Regions from separate parts of the Homo sapiens genome. Here region 2 is linked to region 1. Evidence: chromatin loops called from intact Hi-C (ENCODE). Cell type or tissue: CD4-positive, alpha-beta T cell. All regions are shown on one strand. Each heading gives the region's core, and the rest is flanking DNA. Links, peaks and the distances in the headings are about the cores only. Region 1 holds the start of PSD4 (pleckstrin and Sec7 domain containing 4). Region 2 has its middle 11 kb from the start of IL36A.

The links. Peaks named below come from ENCODE experiments on the same cell type or tissue, not always from the same donor. Only the 100,000 strongest peaks of a DNase experiment are listed, where the experiment ranks them.
Region 2: a loop joins it to region 1, with 2.8 times the contacts of the local background. A loop is called at or near these places in 3 of 110 quality-filtered maps.

The regions. Positions count from the first base shown.
Region 1 is chr2:113,168,382-113,179,683 of GRCh38, reverse strand. PSD4 (pleckstrin and Sec7 domain containing 4) reads right to left here and starts at 5,713. Exons shown (of 17, transcript NM_012455.3): 1 at 5,630-5,713. It overlaps LOC124907872 (a long non-coding RNA gene), which reads left to right and starts at 3,916. Exons shown (of 2, transcript XR_007087197.1): 1 at 3,916-4,414; 2 at 7,659-8,336. RefSeq lists enhancers at 5,141-5,230, 5,851-6,020, 6,071-6,140, 6,370-6,870, 6,871-7,371. In CD4-positive, alpha-beta T cell, for the core only: no CTCF peak of the experiment used is centred there; DNase peaks (open chromatin) are centred at 3,423, 4,313, 5,763, 10,543 and 2 weaker places; H3K4me3 peaks cover 3,722 bases; H3K27ac peaks cover 4,638 bases.
Region 2 is chr2:112,987,999-113,000,979 of GRCh38, reverse strand. It overlaps the pseudogene POLR2DP1. Among named protein-coding and RNA genes, the nearest start is that of IL36A, 11 kb to the left of the region's middle. RefSeq lists an enhancer at 4,004-4,163. In CD4-positive, alpha-beta T cell, for the core only: no CTCF peak of the experiment used is centred there; DNase peaks (open chromatin) are centred at 4,119 and 5,469; H3K4me3 peaks cover 427 bases; H3K27ac peaks cover 1,788 bases.

The DNA of each region.
Region 1 (11,302 bases), core at 2,686-10,685:
GTAAAATAAGGCTGAGACCTACTGGGCTGCATTCCCGGGAAGCTAGGCATTCTAAGTCACAGGATGAGATAAGAGGTCGGCTCAAGATACGGGTATCCTTAATCCAGCAGCCCAAGCGCTGCTCTGCCTATGGAGTAACCATTCTTTTATTCTTTTACTTTGCTAATAAACTTGCCCTCATTTTATGGATTCACCTTGAATTCTTTCTTGCACGAGATCCAAGAACCCTCTCTTGGGGTCTGGATTGGAATCCCTTTCCATTAACAGTCTTGCCTTTCATTCTTCTCCTATGGATCCAGCCTTCACTCATCATTCTAGGTTCTGCCTCTCCACCTCCCACCACTACCTCCAGGTAACAGGCAGAGGATTTGTATGGTTTACTCCTTAAGTCCATACCACTCTCTGCTCCCCATGCAGCTGCCCATTGTCACCCTCAGTGCTCTCTGGGCAAGAGGCCTGAGACGGTTCTACTTCTAAGGCAGAAGGGATGAGGAGCCTCAGGATCTATTGTCTATACTAGGGAAAACACCCTGGACCCCAAATCTCCCTCCCCAAACCTGCCTGGTGGAGAGCAACCGAGTGTGAGCAAGGAGGTGACTCACCCCACCACATCCCACTGCGCCTCCTCAAGACACCAGCCCATGGGGTATAATAAATGACTAGGAAGACATGTTTATTTAGAGATAGAGGGGAAAGCTGGGGAGAAGCACCTGGTTTACAGGTACCAGAACATAGGACATCCCTAGCTCTACTCAACTGCCTCCCTTCCCAGACCCCAAAGCCACCCTCCACGTCTCTGTAAAGTCCTGGTCTTTGGGCCCAAATAGTTCTCCTGCCATGCAAAATCCCTGATCCCTTCTCCTGTTCTCATTCACCCAACTCCACACATTGTACCTGAATGAGTGCCAGCCTCATGGCCCTATGAGCCCCAGAGCATTTTGCCAGGATAACGCCAACCCACCTTCTCTCACCATCAGTCAACTCACTTGGCAAGAAACGTTCCCGTGCCAATATGGGAATGGGAGTGGGAATGCGGGGCTGGGCCTGCTAGAAAGGACATCCTGAATTTTTCATAAGATGAGAGGAAACCCCACTTGTCTCTCTTTGCACATATGTACTTGCAAATAGATATGTATATGTACATAAAGCAGCCCTCTAGGTACACGCTAATGCTGATACTAGATACAAGTGAGGATTGGACTTGCCTTCCCAGAAAAAAACCAGCGTTCCTTGCTGGGTTTTTTCAGAGGAAAAAAAATAAATACCAGAGGCTGCAGCAGCTTTCCGAGCAAAGAGAAGAGAGCAGATCTCTGGGGCCTGCAGCACCTGAGGAGCCTGGGAGGGGTGGGGGTGAGGAACTGGTCAGTGGAGGGGAGCCCAAGGCAATGGAGACAGGAAGGGTGGAGACAGATCAGGTATTCAGTGGGGACAAGGCATGTAGTTTGACTGGCTGCGACATTTTTTTTTAGACGGTATCTTGCTCTGTCACCCAGGCTAGAGTGCAGTGGCATGATCTTAGCTCACTGCAACTTCTGACTCCCAGGTTCAAGCGATTCTCCTGTCTCAGCCTCCCAAGTAGCTGGGACTACAGGCACCCGCCATCATGCCTTGCTAAGTTTTGTATTTTTAGTAGAGATGGGGTTTCACCATATTGATCAGGCTGGTCTCAAACTCCTGACCTCAGGTGATCCACCTACCTTGGCCTCCCAAAGCGCTGGGATTATAGGCATGAGCCACAGCACCTGGCCGGCTATGACTTTTTAAACCAATTAAACTCAATGTGACTATACTCCACCCCTCGCTTTTACTTTCTGAGCGTTTATCCCGGTGTGTAGTTGCCAGTGTGTTTACCCGCGTGGTTCTAGTTTGCCTAGAAGGTAAGCACCAAGATGGCAGGTTCTTTATGTTTCCTGTTCGCCACTGTGTCTCAGTATGAAAATATTGAATGGCATAGTCACATTATGTAACTGATTTGTCAACCACTCCGACCCACAAGGTCTGGGGGCATACTTTAGTTCAACTGGATTTGAAATTTAAAGATCAGCATTGACTTGAGGGGTTTAGTTCAAGTGGATTAGAAACTTAAAGGTTAGCGTTGACGTAAGAGGTTCAGGCCCCCCTGTGACTTGAGCTGGTGTGCGAACCCAGGTTACAGCTCTCTTAAGCATCATTCTCTCCTCCTGCCCCACTGATCAATTCTCTTGGACATTCCTGAATTCACTTGAGTCACTCAAACTCCTGTACAGCGCCTCCTTGACTGAGAGTCGGCGTTGTAGAACATTTGTGAAAATAAGAGAGGGGATGGCTAGATGAATGGACAGACAAATGGAGAGACACACTGATGGGATGGATCCTCAGAACTCTCCCTCCACAACAACCAGGCCAGAAGACGGGGAAGACCGAGGCTTGGAGAAGAGAATTAGCATCATTATAATATGAAGGCTTCCCCACGGGGGCCAGTCTGCCCATGACCAATCACCTCATCCTCCCCTCTCCAGGAAGTCCAGTGCTCCAAGGGCAGTGCTCCCCCAGAGGTAGGTTCCTACCAGGTCAGCAGCCAAAATGTCCCTGTGGGTCTTGGCTCCCAGGCAGCAACCCGAACAGAAAGGAGGACCCATTCAATTGTCTTGTTTGTGCTCTCCATTTGTGCAGGGGGCACTGTGTAACTGTGTGTTTAAAAGATGTCTTCCTTCTGTTTTTTAATTGCTCTTGCCTGAATGGAAAGGTAGGATGACCTAAAAGGTGAAGTCACCTCCTAAGGCCAAAAAGGCAGTCCTACCGGTCACCCAGGTGAGGGCGGTCTGATCTCAGAAGGGTGGAGGATGGAACTAGCCTTTGATCCCTGAGGTAGGATGGCACCCTCTAGGCAGAGGCAGGCCAGAAACTGGGCAGCAGAGCCCAGGTCTTACGCATCTAAAATTTTCTTGGTTTACTTGTGTTTTTCCACCCCTGGTGTTTAGCAAAATCTCTCTTGAAATCTCCTGTCTGTTATCCCAACCAGAACGAAAGCAGAAGGAAAGGAATTCGCAGCAAAGGAATCGCCACCTGTCACATCAGTTGAGTTCTGTTACCTCTACATTAAAGTGGCCCTTCAGTTTTTCTGAGCTCTGAGGTGGCTCTGAAAGTTTAAGGAGGGTTCAGAGGGGAGGGAGCCGAGGTGGGGAAGAGAGAGCACTGCTCCACTCTGCTGCCAACCAGCCACTCTTCTTGAGCACAGCTGACTACATTTCAGAGAATCTTCACCACGGTGGGGAGGGGGTGTATGTTTCTCATGGAGAATACTGCAAGGGCTAAGCCTTATGTCCCTCTTGTGGGAGGTGAAACACACAGAAAGCAATGGCTGAGGGACTAGAAGGCAGAGTCCCTCCCACCTGCCCCACCCCCGGCTTCAAGGCAATTTCTTTTTGACCCAAGGGGGCAGGAAGGAACCCAGCTGACACCTGGCACCCGGACGGTGCTTTCTAACAGTGAGTTTGTTTTTCACCCTCAGCCTGGCATTGCAGCCTTGTACCCTGGCTGAAGAACGGGGAGACCGGGCACAGAGGCTGGGGTATGAGCCTGCCCTGAGTAGGAAGGTGATGGCCTTGGGTGCCCTGCACTGACCACCCTCCTTTGCCCACTTCAGGGTCATAGTGAAGAATGCAGAGCAGAATCCCATCCTAACTCTACAGCTGACAAGCCATGTGGCTCTGGGTGAAAAACTCCACCTGGTTCCTTTTCTGTAAAATAAGGAACCAAGACCCAATAAAGCTATACTTCACAGGTTTGTTGTAAAGTTGGAATGGGTCTGAGTGCTGGGCCTGGCCCTTGGTGGGTGCTCAGGAAATACCGTGTCCTGCTCAGTTTAATTTTGTTGTTTTGCTGTCCATTTAGAGAAGCCAAAATTAACAAAAACAAACAAATAGCCCTCCTGGTCAGGCTCAGCTCTCAGCCTCCTCAAGGAGTCAGCCCTGAACCTTCATCCGGAGGGTGCCTGTCTCTGTTTCCCTTTTTGAGCTTCCAGACTCAGCAAGCAAACGCTCCCTCCTTTTACCCTGGAAATGTTTTCCCTCCTATGGAAAAGGTATGAAGGCTTCTGGCCGGTCCAAGGACTTAGGAGGTGACCTGTCCTGTCCCTCTGCAGCCCGAGAAGCTGCCGAATTACAGATGTTGCTGCAGGCAGGAACCATGAGTGGAACTCCCTGGCCTGGAGCTGCAGGACAGAGGCCTCTGTCTGAACCTGGGGTCTGAAGCACCGTGAGAGAAATGACTCGAGAAGGCCCCACATCCTGCCCACACAGAAAGAGCCATCATGCAAATTTGCACGCACACACACACACACAGAGAGAGAGAGAGAGAGAGAAGACAGTGCTACTGAAGGCCTGTGGTGAGGCCAGCAGAGGCTCAGGAAGGGAGCAGAGGATGGCGGTCTGAGGTAGGCAGAGAGTATCCAGGGGAGAGATCACGGGGGTAGGGACAGAATGACAAAGGGGACCCAGTACAGCTGCTGCCTGGGGAGGACAAAGACCCCTAGGGGGCTGGGGCCAGGCTGGGCCTCTCCTCCCTGGGTCCTCTCACCCCACATCCCTCACCCCTTCTGTGGGTCTCTCCCCCTTCCCCAACAAAGAGCTCAGCAGCCTGTGTTCTGATCCCCATGCTAGGCGGTTCCTTGTCTGTAGGAGGAGGGGGCCACGGGATGCTCTAGAGTCCTAGGCAGCTGGGAGACAGGCCTGCTTGGGGACCACTTTTTAAAGCTGGTCCAAGGTCCAATGAACGGAGGAGTATTTATCATCAGCTAATGACAGGCCACCCTTCCCTGCATTCTAGCAGAGGAGTGACTTCAACTGTGGAATTTTAGGCCCTGGAATAAGGGGGGAATGGCAGTGTCAGGGGACTTTCCCTCCATGCAGCTACCTTCACTATAACAATAATGACTACAGTGGGCCTTAGTTTCCTACACAGGCACACTTTGAGAGTTCAGTGGTTCCTGTTGCCCATCAGGACAACAGGCCTAAGCCAGAGCTAAACCAGTAAGGAGGGTCCCCTTACCTCTCCTCGAGCTTCTCCAGGATGGTCCTGGAAGGCAAGATGAAGCTGGGAGCCCCCTGATGGCCAAGTTGACTCTGAGCTCCTGCAGCAACCACACCCAGAGCCACCCCCACCCCAAACCCAGGCCTTCCAGACTCCCTCTCTCCAGAGTCTAGGGTCGAGAATCACTTGGGACCTTTGGCCACAAAAGCCCCCACTGGGTACTCAGCCAGAGCAGTCACTGGGGACGCAGTGACACTCACAAGAGGATTAGCAAGGAGCTTCCTTCACCCTTCACTATTGCAGACCTCCAGAGGCTCTGCGGGGAGCCAGGGAAGGGAAACAACAGAGGTCCGTGGGGCCAGGGCAGGGAATCAGAGAAGGGTCAGATGAGGAGGGGTAGGCTGAGGGAGGAGGGGGACGGGACACAGAGCAGGAAGGGGGAAGGAGGGGCCTAGCCTAGCCCAGGCTCATGGCAGGTGCACACGGCACTGCCAGAGCCCTCGCCTCTCCCCTGCCCACCTGCCCCAGCCCCTGCCACAAGGACCCACATGTGACTCTCCACATTCCCTGCTCCCACAGGTTCCACCAGCCCCAACCTAGGCAGACCCACTTAGCTCACCTCCAAAGGACCCAAGAATGGATGGCTTGGCCTGGGCTCCCCAAGAGCACTTCCTGGCTCACAGTCGGCTTGCCCAGTGAATGTGGCTGTGACGGCTGGAGCTTCCGACTTCCGCTCCTCCTCACCACAACACACACCCCTCCTGCTCCCCGCCGCCTCCCCAGGGTTCCCTAGCTGCTCAACACCTCACACTTCCTGCCCACAAGATAAGAGCCTCTCTTCCTAGGCCCAGCGCCTGCAGCCCCTTTCCCCATGCCCCTGCTCCTTGGAGGCCCCCACCCTGCACACCAGCCTAGAAAGAACCTGCCATGGTGGAACTGGCCTCTCCCTGCCATGCAGGGGCCTGGGATTGAAAGGGGAAGGGGCCGAGGCCTGGTTGGTAAGCAGGCCCCACCTCCTTCCTCCCTGCGCTTCTGCCCCAGGTTCTCAGTCTTGCTCTGGCTCTTGGTCCCCTGCAGGGCACCCAGTGAGAGACAGGAGGGCCCTAAGTTGGGCAATTTCTGGTTTTAAAACAAATGACATTTCAATTTTTGTGTGACTATGTCTCATGTCACTGGTAATAATGCAAATGATACAATTGCCTTTTAGTTACAAAGTTTCTCCCAATAGTACCTCAATCCCTCCTCACACCTACTTTATGAAGCATTAATAACCCCATCATACAGATCCGGATCTGGAGGCAAGCTCAGAGATGCTAAGCCACTGCCCAGGGTTGCACAGCTGGAAAATTACAAAGCTGGGGTTAGAATACAGAGCCTGTGACTATATGAACCAAGGGACCTCCATTCCCCGTGGCTGAATTCCCAACACACGTCCTCAGGACACCGGCCGCAGTGTCCACAAGTGTAAGTGAGGCTGGTGGGGAGCGCAAACACCATGCCATTCTCCTCCCTCCACACAATCTACTTCCTCAACATCAATGACCGTCAACTTCTCTGCTGAGGCTCCACCACTCCCACCCTCCCTGAACTCTCGTCTTCATGATTCCAGCTGACCCAGAGACTCCCTCACTTGCATGTCCACACAGCAGTGGGGACCAGCCACCCTGACCCAGAGTTGAGAGGGTCGGGCTCTAGCTCACCTACAGCCGCACCCCTCCCTGCAGGGTACAGAGTCCACAGGAACATACCAACATGGAGCCCGTGCACCCTGCTTCTCCACCACACTCTGCGTGCCCCAGATCCCGAGACTCTCCACTTCTGGGGCCCAAATGGCCTCCTCCCCATGTGGGCACACAGCACCGCTGCCCTATGCAGCCTGAGACTGGGTGAAGCGCTGGCAAGAGTCCTGATAGCAGAGACGGGAGCAGGTAGAGAGAGCTCAAACCTTTGGGCAGGTCACCCACCCACATGCACGTGTGATACAGAGCAGGGTGGGGAAGAGAAAGGGAGGTGGAGCTGTGGCGTGGGCCAAAGGCTGGGGTGGGCTGTGCTGTGGCAGCAACATTCAGAGGCGGCTAAGAATCCTCCTTCAAACCTGGAGCTCCAGGCCATGATGAAAGTGGGAGGTAGGAGAATTAGGAGAATAGACACTTTTTTTTTTTTTGAGACCAAGTTTCGCTCTTGTTGCCCAGGCTGGAGTACAGTGATGCCATCTAGGCTCACCACAACCTCCACCTCCCAGGTTCAAGTGATTCTCCTGCCTCAGACTCCCAAGTAGCTGGGATTACAGGCATGCGCCACCACGCCCGACTAATTTTGTATTTTTAGTAGAGACGGGGTTTCTCCATGTTGGCGAGGCTGGTCTCGAACTCCCAACCTCAGGTGATCCGCCCGCCTCGGCCTCCCATAGTGCTAGATTACAGGCGTGAGCCACCGCACCCGGCAGGACACATTTTATATGACAGTTTGTGAGCTTTAGTCTTAACTTTCATGTATTTGGACATATCAGATGGGGTCCTCCACTCTCCACTTCCCAGGGCTGGCAAATGTTGGGGACATGCTTATCTCACCAGCACTTCAAACTCAATGTTTATAAGGCAAACCTGGTTCCTTCTCTTCTCCAAGCTCTTCTTCCTCATATATTTCAGGTTTTACAACTCTCTCTCTCCATCAAGCTGGGTAAGTCAGAAACCTGAAGTCACCAAGACCTAAATGCAAACCCTCCACTCTGGGCCCCAGCCGCTAGGGGTGTCTCCGGAACATGGCCAAGGCTCAAAGTCAGCACCTGCTCTGTGCAGGCTCTATGCTACAAGCCGCTGACCTATCAGGAATAAAACACATGACCCCTGTGGAAGCTGAAGCAACTCCATCTTGGAAGCTAACCTGCCACATTGACTTAACTGAGTGACCCCAGTTCCAAGGCAGGGCCTCTACAATTTCCAGTTTATCTATTGTTTCCTGTGTAAGAGCAGATACTTACTGTAAGTCCGTAAGTGCTACTCGTAGGTCAAACAACCTTGATGATATCACACTTCAATTGTCTTATAAATCCCATCTGAACCACTCCTACCCTATGGTATATGAGCCCTGGGTTTGGGTGCTAATGCGGGGATCCACCATCTCATCTCATTGCCGCCTGAGACACCTACATGGCTTCTGTTGGAAAGTCCCCTAGCTTTCTCAGCCTCTTTCTTCAACTTCTCAACTTCCTCAGACTTTGGGGTAGGTTTGCATAGGCCTGTCTACTGCAGAACAACTCCTGTTCTCAGGGAGCTTCCAGTCTACTGACAGAGAAAGAAAATAAACAATCGGACTTATGAATCAAACTTTATCATAAATTGTGAAGAATGCCTGGGAAGAAGCAGAGAGAAATAAGAGAGCAGCAAGGGTGAGCACACTGCCGTGGGAATTCGGGAAGGTCTCTGAAGCTGCACCATGTCCTGGTGAGGAGGGTCCAGTATGGAAGGGCATTTTCGGCTTCTAATTCCTTCCCTGAGGTGGGAAATGTCTCCACATTTCCAGGGAATAGAAAGCAAGCCAGTGTGGTGCAGCGCAGTCCCAGGGTCCCAGGGGGTGTGGGAAAAGATGGGGCCAGGAGGGGCAGGGCCAGATCCCACAGGCACCCCAGTGGCAAGACAGGGTGCATTTTTTTTTTTGAGACAGTCTCACTCTGTCACCCAGGCTGGGGTGCAGTGGTATGATCTCAGCTCACTGCAACCTCTGCCTCCCAGGTTCAAGCAATTCTCTTGCCTCTGCCTCCCAAGGAGCTGGGATTACAGGTATCTGCCACCACATCTGGCTAATTTTTGTATTTTTAGTAGAGACAGGATTTCATCACGTTGGCCAGGCTGGTCTCAAACTCCTGACCTCAAGTGATCCACTTGCCTCGGCCTCCCAAAGTGCTGGGATTACAAGCATGAGCCACCATATCCAGCCCAGGGTGCATTTTTGTTTGTTTGTTTTTTGAGATGGAGCCTCACTCTGTCGTCCAGGCTGGAATGCAGTGGTGCGATCTCGGCTCACTGCAACCTCCACCTCCTGAGTTCAAGCGATTCTCCTGCCTCAGCCTTCAGAGTAGCTGGGACTACAGGGGCCCGCCACCATGTCTGGCTAATTTTTTGTATTTTTAGTAGAGACGGGGTTTCACCGTGTTAGCCAGGATAGTCTCGATCTCCTGACCCCATGGTCCGCCCACCTTGGTCTCCCAAAGTGCTGGGATTACAGGCATGTGCCACAGCGCCTGGCCTTGTTTGTTTGTGTGTTTTTAAGATGGAGTCTTGCTCTGTCTCCCAGGCTGAAGTGCAATGGCGAGATCTTGGTTCACTGCAACCTCCACCTCCTGAGTTCAAGCGATTCTACTGCCTCAGCCTCCCGAGTAGCTGGGATTACTAATGTGTGCCACCACACCCAGCTCGTTTTTGTATTTTTAGTACAGATGGGGTTTCACCATGTTGGCCAGGCTGGGTCTTGAACTCCTGCCCTCAGGTGATCCGCCCACCTTGGCCTCCCAAAGTGCTGAGATTACAGGCGTGAGCCACCATGCCTGACCCCCAGGGTGCATTTTTAAAGCAGAGAAATGACAGGTCAAAGAGTATTTGTGTATTTACTTTTAAGATCATCCATCTGCTATATGGAGAATAGATGGACCTGTCTGCTGTATGGAGAAGAGATGGTAGAGGCTACGTAAGTTCAAGGAGACCAGTCAGGAGGCTCTGTGAGAGTCCAGGCAATGGGGGAGAGTGGCTTGGCTGGGGCAGTCACGGCAAAGAAGAGAGGCATAGGGCTGGGAATGCATATGGGGGATGATTATAGAACCTGCTCTTTCATTATATTCGAGGGGACAAGATGGGAGGGGAAGTCATGGGCAACTTCCAGATTTCTGACTTAAGCAACCAGATGGGCAGTAATAATGGCATTTCCTGAAATAGGAAAGAACTGGGAGATGAGGCTCAGGGGAGAAAATCCAGAGTTTAACTTTTATTTATTTATTTATTATTTATTTATTTATTTATTTATTTATTTTGAGATGGAGTTTCGCTCTTGTTGCCCAGGTTGAAGTGCAATGGTGCTATCTTGGCTCACAGCAACCTCCGCCTCCTAGGTTCAAGCGATTCTCCTGCCTCAGCCTCCCAAGTAGCTGGGTTTACAGGCATGCACCACCACGCATTTTGTATTTTTAGTAGAGACGGGGTTTCTCCATGTTGGTCAGGCTGGTCTTGAACTCTCGACCTCAGGTGACCTGCCCACCTTGGGCTCCCAAAGTGTTGGGATTACAGGCTGAGCCACCATGCCCGGCCCAGAGTTTAATTTTTAAATATTGGATTTGAACTACCTGTGAGATATTTCAAGTAGGCAACTGAAAAACGCACCTGGAGCCCATCTGAGCTTGGAGAGAGAAGGTGGTGCCTACCTGGGATGGGAGGGGACAGGTCTGCAAAGGAGACTGAAAAGGGACTGTCACAAAGGTGAGAGAAGCAAGGGGAGAGCCATGTTGTCACAGAAGACAAGAGGAGGTTACTTCAGACGGAGGAAGTGGTTGGCTTGGTTGATTGCTGCTGAAAAGTGGAGGAGATTAGAAGCGAAAGTGATCTATATTGAACATGGCCAGAGGTTATGGACAAGTGGGGTTGGCAGCAGATGCGGAGGCAGAAGCCAGGAGACCAAGAGGTGAAGTGTCACCTCCTCAAGTTCGGGCTCTGCCCCGTCCCGTCCAGACTTCCTGGTAATCCATGGTTTCCTGAGGCTGAAAGGGAGGCACCAGTGATCTTCCCCCTTCCCCAAGTCCAGGCCTGCCGCTTGGCTTAGTTATGGGTTCCCATCCTCCCCTTGACCATGAACTTCTCCAGGGCAAGGACTGGCCCATGTGCTTTACAGCGGAGTGCCTGGCTCACAATTGCTCCACAGCCATTTGATGAATGAATAAAGGTTGCTCAGCCTCTCTTCAAGACTGTACTAAAGGGAATGGGACCTGCCTCTCCCCGTTGCTTCCACGCAGTGGGTCTTGCATATGTACGGGGTGTGTGTGTGTGTGTGTGTGTGTGTGTGTGTGTGTGTGTGTGTGTGTTGGGAGTTCCCTCCCCAGCCTTTCCTCCTCCCCACGGCACAGAGGACACACAACACAGCAGACACACAGCACAGCCAGGCAGCTCTCCTGCCTCCCTCAAGGTAAGATGCTTCCTGTTTGCCTGCAGAAGAAGCTGCTCAGCACAGGTGGCTTCTCCACACAGAGCACAGACCAGGGAGTGGAGCCCACCTTCCAGGAGAGGGGCCCTGGGGATTTCAGCATACAGCC
Region 2 (12,981 bases), core at 2,352-10,351, 180 kb after region 1:
AATGAGAAGAAATCCAGATTGGAGCACAGGCACAGGAAAGCCAGAAAATACAGAAGAAGGTGGAAAAAATGTGGAGAAAAAGGTGAGAAGTTGCAAGATATTGACTGGAGTCCTAGGAGGAAAGATAAAATAAGGCAGAGTAATTATTTGAAGAGAGAATGGCTGGGAATATTCTCAAATAATAAAGACACTGATTCACAGTTTCAAAAAACACAATAAATCTCAAATAACATAAATGTTTTAAAGATTCACTTCTAAACACATCAGATTGAAATTTTATAAAACCAAAGGCAAAAATTAAATGTAAAAGTAGCAGATAATAAAAACTCATTACCTTCGAGGGGTGCAAAAGACTGACAACTGACTTCTCAATTACAACAATGAAAGCCAAAAGACAATAGAATGATATCTCAAAATGCAGAAAGGAAACCTTCCAATGGAATTTCATACTCTGCAAAATTTCTTAAGTTTTTCAGATTAAGGGAAAATCAAGAACTTTCTGAGACAGAAACTTGTGGTGGCAGGTTAAGTATATCAGTCCCCTCCCTCTTGGAAGTAAAGCAGTTTGTCCTCACAGGGATGACTACATAGTCTGGGTGTGGGTTTGCTCTCCTACATTCAGAACCTCAGCTATAACCACTATCCAGGGGCCTATGGAATCCCATGCAATACAACATCCAACCAGTGAGTCCAAAACAACATAGCAGCTAACCAAAACACTGGCCCTATAGTGAAGGAAGAGCTGAAACAGGTCCATGATCATTAAGTTCACTTAATGGTATACTAGTACATTTTTAATAACTGGCTCTCCAGAAAAAAAAGAAAAGCCCTGATTTGTAGTATTTGTCAATTTTCTTGATGTAAATACTACTATAATGGGCAATTTCAAGTTGCCAACCGACACAGAAAATCCTGAAAATGTAGTAATTGACCCTGCAAAGTCAGTATAAGCCTGCTCCACTACTTCCCTGGACTCATTGGTCAACCCAAAAGTAGCAACCTGTTGGAGCATTGAATGGCCTCCTGGAGGTATACCTGGAACACCATGTAAGTGGTAATACTTTGGAAGGATGGGCTGCCATCCAGCAGTATATGTAAGAGGAGGTATAGCTGCTTTTACATATGAAGATAGGGAGGTATATGTGTGTAATATTTGTGGAACCCAAGTGATCCATTTGGACACCTCTTGGTATTCCCTTGAATAACTAAATGTGAATAGACATGCAGTAACCCCAGCTCAAGAAGTACATGACTGCCAGAGTGAGGGATTTGATCACATCCCCAGGAAAGCCACTAAGACCTGCCAAGCTATTAGTTGAGGGTAAAGGAAATTTAGAATAGACAGCGGAGAAAAAAGATGATGAGAACAAACTGTTGGCCCAACTATAGAAATGGGTGCTGTAGTCCATTCACTAACATTCCTCTGCTAAGTTTCCCTTCAGGTAGACACCCATGGGAGGCATGGATGATCTGCTCCCAAACATACGTAGAGGATGGGGTCCATGCAGCACAAGAGTGGATTGTGAGCATGGAGGTGTGACTCTCAGACTTCCCTTTAAAAGAACCTGTTACAAGGAGAACAGTTGGAAGACAACCTCAGCTGCTGCAATTTTGGATTCATGGCAGTGCTCCTGCCAAGAACACTCTTTTCTTGGGCTGCTCCCAGCCAGTGATGGCAGTCTTTCCTACTGATGTGGAATGCCTCTGCAGCCAAGTTTTGCTCTAGGGCTCCCCAATGTGCCAGGTTGAGACTTTCTCAGAGCTTCACAGGTGCACTGCAGTCTGACGCTCTTCCTACCCACTCCTCCTTCCTTCTCTCTCTCTCTCTCTCTTTTTTTTTTTTTTTTTTGACAGAGTCTCAAGATGCTCTGTTGCCCAGGCTGGAGTGCAGTAGCATGATCTCGGCTCACTGCAGCCTCTTCCACCTGGGTTCCAGTGATTCTCCTTCCTCAGACTCCCAAGTAGCTGGGACTATAGGCACGTGCCACCATGGCTGGCTAATTTTTGTATTTTTAGTAGAGGTGGGGTTTCACTGTGTTGGCCAGGCTGGTCTCGAACTCCTGACCTCAAGTGATCTGCCTGCCTTGGCCTCCCAAAGTGCTGAGATTATAGGTGTGAGCCACCGCACCTGGCCTTTCCTTCTCTCTTTTCTATCATTGGTGTCAGTCCTGCCTCACAGTCTGAATGCTCTCCCTACCTACTCCTGATCCCTCTTTTTTGGCCTTCAGGCATGTCTCCCATTAAATCTCTTAACATCTTCTCATCAAAGCACCCAAACTGACATGACATATCACCATGAATCCCAAGAATGTGAATAAGCAAGATGTAAAAGAATACATACAGTATTATTTCATTTATATAAAGTTTAAAGCATAAACAATATCTATTTTAGGGGCATATACATAGATGGTAAAACTATAACAAAATTTAAGAGAATAGTTACCATCAAATTTAGGATGACAATTACATCTGTGGGGAGGAAGAGAAGAGGATAGAATAGAGGATGGGCATACAGTTCTTCCAAAGTTCCTAGTTCTGTTTATTCATCTGGGTGAGTTTATATAGGTCTCTTTTGTTTAGACCTTAGATATATTTGTTACAAATATTCCTTCTTACCTACTCAGTATTTCTTTTACACCATAGAAAGAAAATGGATTATAAAGCAACTTCCTGGATTTCCTGGAGATGATCAGGACAATACAACAATAAGTATTCTTGTTTATTGTCTTTTAACTGTTTTTGATATTTACCTCCATATTTATTTGAGTTTATTTCTATTCTTTATTGAGTGTTTAATCTCATTACTTCATTAAATTCTTAGAGAACCTTTTTTAAAAGCCATATGTAAATCTAAATAAAACAAAATAAGCTAAAATAATAAATATTTAAAAGGCAGAAATAAATCAGACATCAGTAATAAAGATGAAAAAATAAAGCCAGTTATATGAGAAAGCCAGAAAGTCTTTTATCTAAATCTTACAGAAGGAAAAAGTAAAATAAAATCCTTTATGACCATTTTAAGTGTAAAAATACTATATTAAAATTTAAAGACATGGACCCACGAAGAACGAAAACACATAGTCCCTCTCCATAGACTTGGATTCCAATCCAAGGCAATGTCAGAGCAAGGTCCCACAGGCAGAATGATGGTTCATCCTTCCAGTGCAGAAAAGGAGGGTTGCTTTCTCAGTCTATGGCCTCCAACCCATTGGTAAAATTGACAATCACAATTTGCTTAAAACAGAAAGAGTATTAATAACAAAAGTAAACTATCTTAAATTCAAATATCAAGGGGTAGACCACTTACTTGAAAATAGTTCACTCAAAGACCATGAACACAGCCTGAGTTTTCCATATAGTCCAACAATGAATTTTTTCATCATTCCTCTTGGCTCTGCTATTTTCATCTCCAGAAACAAAAGCTTCACATAAACATAGTCTGTTTTCTCAGGCTTCAAAGTCTTGTTACAAAACAGAATAGTCATTATTTCCTGCTGCTCAGAGAAAACCAGTTTTTACTCTTTTAATTGTTTTTGATATTTACCTCCATTTTTCAAAGTACTATGAGTGTGGTGCTATTTCTCGATTTTTCTGTTTGAGCCATTATGTGTTAACATCCTTCCATGGAAAATAGTTTTAATTGTCATACACAACTCATCTAACTCCCTACTACATAAACACACACACACACACACACACACACACACACACTCATTCATCCATGCATCCTTCCAAAATATTTACATCATGATTTTGGATAGCATATACACTATTATTGCAATATAAACATTACTGACAATTAAGCTATATAGTAAATTATGATTACATTTTGTCTCCTGAATAACTTAATTTTTTCTCTAGAATTAAGAACTGCTGGTGGGGGCCAAGATGACCAATGAGAAGCAGCTGCAGTGTGTGGCACTCATGGAAAATAACAAAAAGGGGTGAGTAAATACAGCACCTTCAACTGATATATCCAGGTACTCGCATTGGGACTGATCAGGGAAACAACTCGACCCACAGAGAACAAAGGAAAGCAGGGCGAGGTGACAGTCCTCCTGTTAGCGACAGAGAGCCAAGGGACTCCCCAGCACCCCGCCAAGGGAAGCAGGAAACCACACTTCTCCCATGAATCTTTGCAACCCTCAGATCAGGAGGTGGAGTGAGCGCACATTACCAGGACCTGGGGTCTGACACAGAGCTGCTTGAAGTCTCTGAACAGCAGCTGCTCAGGCATGCACAGAGGCCCAGGAACTTTACATACTCCTCAGGCCAGGTGCAGTGGCTCACACCTGTAATCTCAGCAGTTTGGGAGGATAAGACAGGAGGATCACTTGAGGCCAGGAGTTTAAGACCAGTCTGGGCAACATAGTGAGACACACCCTCTATTTAAAATAAAATAAAATAAAATTTTTTTTAATTAGCCAAGAGTGGTGGTGCACAACTGCGGCCCCAGCCATTTGGGAGGCTGAGGCAGGAGGATTTTTTGATCCCAGAAGGTTGCAGTGAGCCATGATTGCACCATTGCACTCCTCCAGCCTGGGCAATAGAGTTAAGACCCTATCTCCAAAAAAAAAAAAAAAAGTCTCAAACAATAACAGTGGTTTAATTCTTCCTTTGGCATCTAGATAAAACTGGTCTTTCTCTATAAAGTCTACTATGTTCTGGTCTAGTTTCAAAACGTATAAACACACTGAAATTAAAACATGAAGTATTAAGAATACAAGATAACGTGGGGGCCAAAAGTCATGAATGAGGGAGTCAACAGTGTGGCTAATATGACACCCCCTCCCACCCGAGCCACCTCACACTTCCCAGGGCACACTCAGGAAGCCACTGGCAGCCACTGCACAAGGCTGCTCCAAGATTACATGTCACCTGGACCTACGAATTATTTGAAACAGCAACCTAACCCAACAGCAAGTTGGGCTGTTTTCTCCAAAGGAATTCCCAACTGTCTTCTACAATGAAATGTCTATGCAAATCAGCCCCAGACCCTGTGGGGCCATAGTTTCTCCAAGCAGCAGTGATGTTTAGGGATTAATACTGAAAGCTGTGCTTTGTCTGGATATCATCAAGAACCTGCTGCAGCTCCTCATCTTCAAACCACCCCTCCAAGTTTGGGATTAGAGCCTTGGACTCCTCAGCAGTCTCTGGGCAAAGGTTGGCCAAACAGACCAACTCAAATTTATGAAGGTTTTTCTAGAGCTACGAACACTGGCAATGGTCTCTCTGTTTTCGAAACCACTGAAACGGCCTGTGTAGTTTCATTGTTTTCATGAAGACTTCTGAGAGTTCCTGTTCATCCTCTGCACTCTCGTTCTATTGCTTTCGATGTTCCAGAAGCATATGAACTTCTGAATTTAGAAGGGTCTCCGCTGTTTCAAACTCTTTAGGAAAAAGGAGCTGTGAAGTGTCCTCCTCTACATCGTCAGCCCGTGGATCGCTGCCGCCTGCTGCCATTGCCGTGCCGCGTGCCACCACCCACATCCTTGATTTCTTTTTATTGCTAAGTAGCATTGAATACACCACAACTTGTTTATCTATTCACTGCTTGATGGAAATTTCGGTTCTTTCCAATTTGGGGATATGAAAAATTTTATTTGAGGATGTGAACTTTTTATACAAGTCATTTTCCTTCAATTTGCTTTTAAATCACTCAAGAGAGAACAACTTTACAAAAGTAAATGTCAAAAAAAGCAGGAGGTATGTATTGTTACATATCTCTTTATTTCTATAGAAGCATATAGATCATTCCAAGCATGATTAATTTGTGTCTTTTTACACACAAAACTCCACTGGATGGTCCAGAAGAGTATTTCCCATGTTTACTTAGAAATTAGCACTCCCTAGGGTCTTTGGTAAAATATTAATTCTTAGGTCCCACCATAAACTTAGTAAGTTGCAATTTCTGGAGGAGGGGATTTTAATCTACTAGGCATGGAGCGAGCACAAGTGCCCTAGGTTTTCAGTGAATATCCAGATGATTCTAATGTAGTTTCAAGTTTGGGAAATACAGGTGTGCTGAACATTACTGTACTTGTGCCACTACGTAATGACATTTGCACAGGTGCTCCACCTTGGGTGACTCTACCCTGGGTAGGTCATTTGCTGACACCCTGCTAGATAGGGACAGCCCTAATGATGACATGTCTCAGACTTTGCTCTGCCATCTTGCTCAAGGTAATTGTTGCTGATTTCTCACAGCAACAGTCTAAGAAACAAAACAATATTTTATTGACATGTATTATTAATTATGACCATTGTTTTCAGCACTCTGTGGGCAGCATCTTCAGTCCCCATGCCCAGTTGTTAATGAATTATGAGACAAAGTCTTCCTGTCCAGATTCAGGAAACAGCCATTACCCTTCAGCAGTCCTGAGGTGAGAGGATATCAGCCCCAAAGCGACTTGACAGAGAAACAACCCGCTCACCTGTTTTATCTACAATTGTGAATCTCTGGTGGCATGGTTATAAGACTACTAATTCCGCCCCCGCCCCCAGAATCCCCCTTCTCCTAGTGCATCAGACCTTCTATAACACCAATTGCTAAAGGTCCAAAGAAAACAAATTATTCAATGAGTATTAGCCTAGAGCTTGTGCTTCTCAAATGCAGAAGTATTTGCTATAGCAATGTGTAAAAACTAGGTGTGGACCAGACTATTCACCTGAAAATGAAGATATTGCTCCTTGCAGGGATCCTCCATGATTTTGTAAACCATGGCATAATACACTATTTCTCACATGTGCTGGGTAAGGCAGGGAGCCCAGATCTGTGTTTTCTGGGTTCCACATGCTTTCTATGAGATTATTATAAATTGGTGTTTTCATTTTGGTTATACTCTGTCATCATAGCCTCTTCTGTATCACCAGAATGAACACCTTACCCTTGAGTCCAGCCACATGATGTCAGGACTCATATTTGAGCTTTTGTTTGAGCTCACATTTGTGCCAAGTGAAAGTCCAAGGTATCAGTGACTGAACAAACAAAGTTTTTCACAGTAGAGAAAAGAGGTGGGAATACCAAATCATCACACAGCCTGTAGCAGGATGGAGATGCTGTAACACTTACAACCATAATCATGTCACAAGCTAATGTGTCATCAGCTTTTAATTAATAATATAAATTGGCAGATGTAACAACCTGCCACTATTTATTAGCATAGCATGGATATATGAGTGAATATCCAATGACTAATTCTTCTATTGGATATTCCAGAATTAATTAACTTTAACACTTATTTTAGTGTTGATTTTTATAAAACTGCAATGCCAACATTATATTCAATTGAGGAAGAAAACTTTAGAGGAGAGTGGCAGAGGAAGGAGGAAAGTAGGACTTTGCATTAATCATCCCACACAGAAACATCAATTTGATCAACTATTCATGCACAAAAAAAATCACAAGAGCAAAGGAAACCAGGTGAGAGATCACAGTACTTGATTTTAGCATCATAATAATAACAGATACATTGAAGAGAATAGGAAGGACAGTTTTACATTACCCACATCACCCCTTCCCTAACCCCAGGCAGTGCAGTATAGAGAGAGACATTATCTCTTGGGGAAAGAAAAAGGAATTAAGAGTAAGACTTCACCTTGGAACTCAGTACCATGCCTGCCACAGTAAAACCCACCACAGGGCAAACAACTTGATCCCTACCACCAGACTTATACCTGTAGATGAAGCCTCTAGATCTACCCCAGCACCAGAGAGGAACCTGTGGCACCAGTGAGATGGACTTCAGTTTGGTACAAGTCACTGCCAGCAGTGGGCAGGCCATAGTGGCCATGGTGTTGAGCATGCCCTATGTAGTGCTGTGCTGGTCTCAGAGACTCTAAGCTTTGGATGTGACCCAGTGCTACCTCAGCCTCTGCTGCCAAAGGATTCTGGCCATTGTGATCCTGGACTTAGAGCAGCTCCTAGTGCTGCAATTGCTGAAATGGTCACAGGCTTAGGGACCTCCCCAGTCAAACTTCTCTGAATCTCTGGACAGGCTTACTGCTAAAGGAAGCTCCCCAACAAAGCCAGATTGCAAAGACTAGATTAGGTACTTACATCAATGCATGGACATCTACAAATGGCTACAAGAATCACAATAAATCAGGGAATGTTCACTTCACCAAGCAGACAAAATAAGGTGCCAGTGACTGACCCTGAAGAAATGGAGATGGAAGAACTGCCTGACAAGGAATTCAAGATACCTGTTTTAAGGAAGCTCAGCAAACTTCAAGAACATACCAAAAAACAATTCAAAATTTGGTCAGAGAAATTTAACAGAGATAATGAAATAACTTTCAAAAACTCAAATAGAAATTCTGGAGCTGAGAAAAAAAAAATTAAAAATACAATGAGACCATCCACAGTAGAACTGAACAACAAGAGGAAAAGAATCTGTGAATTCAAAGACAGGGTAATTCAAAATATACAGTCAGTGGAGAAAAGGGAATAAAAATAAATGAAGAAAGCTTATAAAACTTATGGAGTAACATCAAAAGAGCAAATGTATGGGTTACTGGTACTCAAGAGGGAGTAAAGAAAGAGAAAGGAATGGAATAACAATGGAAAACTTTCCAAACCTGGAGAAAGATATAAATATCCAAGTACAGGAAGGTCAAAGATCTCTAATCAAACTCAACCCAAACAAGACTACTCCACAACATATAATCATCAAACTGTCAAAGACAAAAAGAGTATCCTGAAAGTAGCAAGGGAAAAGAAGCAAATAACATATAATGGTCTCTATATGCCCAACAGCAAACTTCTCAACAGAAACCTCATAGGCCAGGAGAAAATGGAATTTTAAAATGCTGAAGGAAAAAAACGTGCCAACCAAGAATATTCTAGTCAGCAAAGCTGTCTTTCAAAAATGATGGAGAGATAAAGACTTTTCAGACACACAAAAACTGAGGGAATTCATCGCCACCAAACCTGTCTTACAAGAAATGCTAAAGGGAGTTCTGCAAGATGAAAAAAAAGATGCAAATGAGTAACACGAAAACATCTGAAAGAATATAACTCGTTGGTAAAAGTAGGTACATAGTCAAACTCTGAATACTCTATTAACATAATGGTGGTATGTAAATCACTTATATCTTTAGTATAAAAGGTTAAAAGACAAAACTATTATAAATAATAACTATAACAAGTTCTTAAAGAATATGCAACATAAAAAGATATAAGCTGTGACATCAAAAATTCAAAATGTTGAGAGAGGAGTTAAATTAAAAAGTAGAAATTTTTGCAATCAAATTTAAGTTGTCATCAGTTTTAAATAACCTGTTACAACCATAAAAAGTCTTTGTAAGTCTCATGGTAACCACAAAGCAAAAACCTATGCACTAAAAATAATAATTAGGAATCAAAACATACGACTAAAGAAAATTAGCCACAAAGGAAGATAGTAAGAGAGACAGAAAGCAAAAAAGGATCCACAAAACAACTAGAAAACATGTAACAAAATGGCAGGAGTAAGTTCTTACAATCAATAATTACCTTGAATATAAATGAACTACATTATCCAATGAAAAGTCATAAAGTAGCTGAATTTAAAAAAAAAAAAAAAAAACAAGGCCCAACTTACACAGCCAACAAGAAACCCACTTCATCTATAAGGATACATGTACAATGAAAGTGAAGGGATGGAAAAGATGTTCTACCCAAATGGAAACCAAAAGAGAGCAGAAGTAGCTATAGTTATATTGGATAAAATAGATTGTAAATTTAAAACTTAATTTTTATTTAAGTAAAAATGAGACAAAGGAGGTCATTATATAATGGCAAAGGGGTGAATTCAGCAAGGAAAATATTAATAGATCTAAAGAAAGGGATAGATTGCAATACAATAATTGTAAGGGATTTCAACACTTCACCTTCAGCAATGGAAAGATCATTCAGTCACAAAATTAACAAACATCAGATTTAAATGGCACTCTAGACAAAATAGACCTAACAGAAATTTACAAAAAACAATTGCATTTAACTGCTACAGAATACATATTCTTTTCAATTGCAACATGGAACATTCTTCAGAACAGAATATATGTTAGGCCACAAAACAAGTATTAACATATTTAAAAAGATTGAAATCATATCACATATCTTCTCTGACCACAGTGGTATAAAACTAGAAAGAATTAACAGGAGAAACCTGGTAAAATTTGCAAATACATGGAAATTAAACAACATGTTACTGAACAACCAATGGACCAATAAAGAAATTTAAAGGAAAATTTTAAAATGTCTTGAGAAAAATGAAAATGGAAACACAATATACCAAAACTTATGGAATACAGCATTAGCAGTCCTAAGAGGAATGTTTATGGTGATAAACACCTATATTTAAAAAGAAAGGACCCAAATAAGACTACCCAACAACATATAATCATCAAACTGTCAAAGACAAAAAGAGTATACAGCATTATATACTATATACTCTTATAAATAAACAATGTAATGTTGCATCTCAAGGAACTAGAAAAACAAGAAAAAACTAAACCTAAAATTAGTAGAAGAAAAAATAATAAAAATCAGAGCATAAATCAATAGAGACTAAAAAAGATCAACAAAATGAAGAGCTGATTTTTAAAAAGATAAATAAAATAAGCAAACTGTAAGCTAGACTAAGAAAAAAAGAATATTCAAATAAATAAAATCAGAAATGAAAAGGGAGATGTTAAAGCTGATACCACTGAAATACAAAGAATCATAGAGACTATTATGAACAATTATATGCCAACAAATTGGAAAACCTTGAAGAAATAGATAAATTCCTGGACACATAAAACCTACCACTATTGAAATATGAAGAAATAAAAAGACTGAACAGATCAATAGGGAAGGAGATTTAATTAGCAGTTTAAAACTCTTCCATCAAAGAAAACCCCAGGGCCTGATGGCTTCATTCCTTAATTCTATCAAGCATTTAGTGAAGAACTAACACCAAGCCTTTTCACACTATTTCACAAAGTTGAAGAGAGTGGAATTCTTTCAAACTCATTCCATAAGGCCAGCATCATCCTGATGTCAAAATCAGACCAGAACACCACCAAAAAGGAAAACTACAGACCAACATCGCTAATGAACATAGATGCAAAATTCCATAATAAACTACTAGCAAACCAAACTCAAATAGCACATTAAAAGGATTATTCACCATAGCCAATCATCCCAGGTATGCAAGGATGGTTCAATACACACAAATCAATAAATATAATATACCACGTTAACAAAATGAAAGAAAAAATATATAATCATTTCAAAAGACGCAGAAAAAAACATTTGACAAAATTCAACATCTCTTCATGATAAAAACTCTCAATGGATTAGGTATAGAAGGAATGTATCTGAACATAAGAAAGGCCATATACAACAAACCCATGGCTAACATCATACTGAATGGGGAAAAGTTTGAAGCTTTTATTCTAAGATTTGGAAGAAAAAAAGAATGCCCACTTTCACCACTTCTATTCAACATAGTACTGGAAGTCCTAGCCAGAGCCAGACAAAAGAAAGAAATAAAGGGCGTCCAAATTGGAAAGGAGAAAGTTAATTGTCCATGTTTGCTTTTGACATGCTCTTATACACTAAAAATCTTAAACATCGAAAAAAAACTGTTAGATCTAATAAACTAATTCAATAAAGTTGCAGGTTACAAAATCAACGTTCAAAAAACAGTAGCATTTTTTTTAACTTTAAGTTCTGGGATACACATGCAGATTTGTTACACACATGTGCCATGGTGGTTTGCCACACCTATCAATCCATCATCTAGGTTTTAAGCCCCACATTATGTATTTGTCCTAATGCTCTCCCTCCCTTTACCCCCCATCCCCTGACAGGCCCCAGTGCCTGATGTTCCCCTCCCTGTGTCTATGTGTTCTCATTGTTCAACTCCCACTTAAGAGTGAGAACATGTGGTGTTTGCTTTTCTGTTCCTGTGTTAGTTTGCTGAGAATAATGGTTTCCAGCTTCACCCATGTCCCTGCAAAGGACAGGAACTCATTCTTTTTATGGCTGCATAGTATTCCATGGTGTATATGTGCCACATTTTCTTTATCCAGTCTAACACTGATGGACATTTAAGTTAGTCCCAAGTCTTTGCTGAAAAAACAGTAGCATTTTTATACACTAATAGCAAACATTACTCTAAGCAAATTATTAAGCAAATGATTCTTTTTAAATCAAGTGATAAAGTAATTCTACAACATGAGATTTAATGGTGAAGACCTACTGCCAAGGCACTGGGAACACTGATGAATTAGTCATGGCTCCCACCACTGTGAACATGATACTAACAACAAGCTTTGTGTTAAATAAACATATGCCTCTATTATATATTTATTATATTTTAACCATGAGTCTTAATGGTTTGATGAAATGACATCAAGAAAAAATGAAATATGAGAGATTTTAGCATCATCATAACTAATGCAGCTAAACAGAGTTAATAAAGGTGTGGGCATTATTACACACTTAATTTAAAAAACAATCTCTAAACATAGTGGGTAAGATTATGATATATGCTATGATACAACATCAAAGTCTGAGGAAGATTTACCTAATTAAAGTAGACATTGTTTTGTCCCCAAAAAAGAAGGGAAACATGATTTAAAACAAATAAAGCTTTTTGTAGTCTCTTTTCATTTTTAATTCATGAAATAGGAAATTAATTTGCTTTGTGACAGAATTTTAAATGATTTTTGTCAAGACTACAAAAATTGCTTTACACTAAAAAATACTACGTCTTCTATGGGGTTGAGTGCCTTTGTGACAATTTGTAAAATATTAAAACAGAGACACACACATGCACCTTAGAGTATTAAAAGTCATTGTAGTAAATGCTATAATTGTCATTATTATTATAAAAAATAATAAATAAATGATGTTAGAAAAATTGGATATCCACACGCAGAAAAATAAAATTGACTCATCTCTCACCATATACAAAAATTAAGATGGATTAAATACTTAAACGTAAG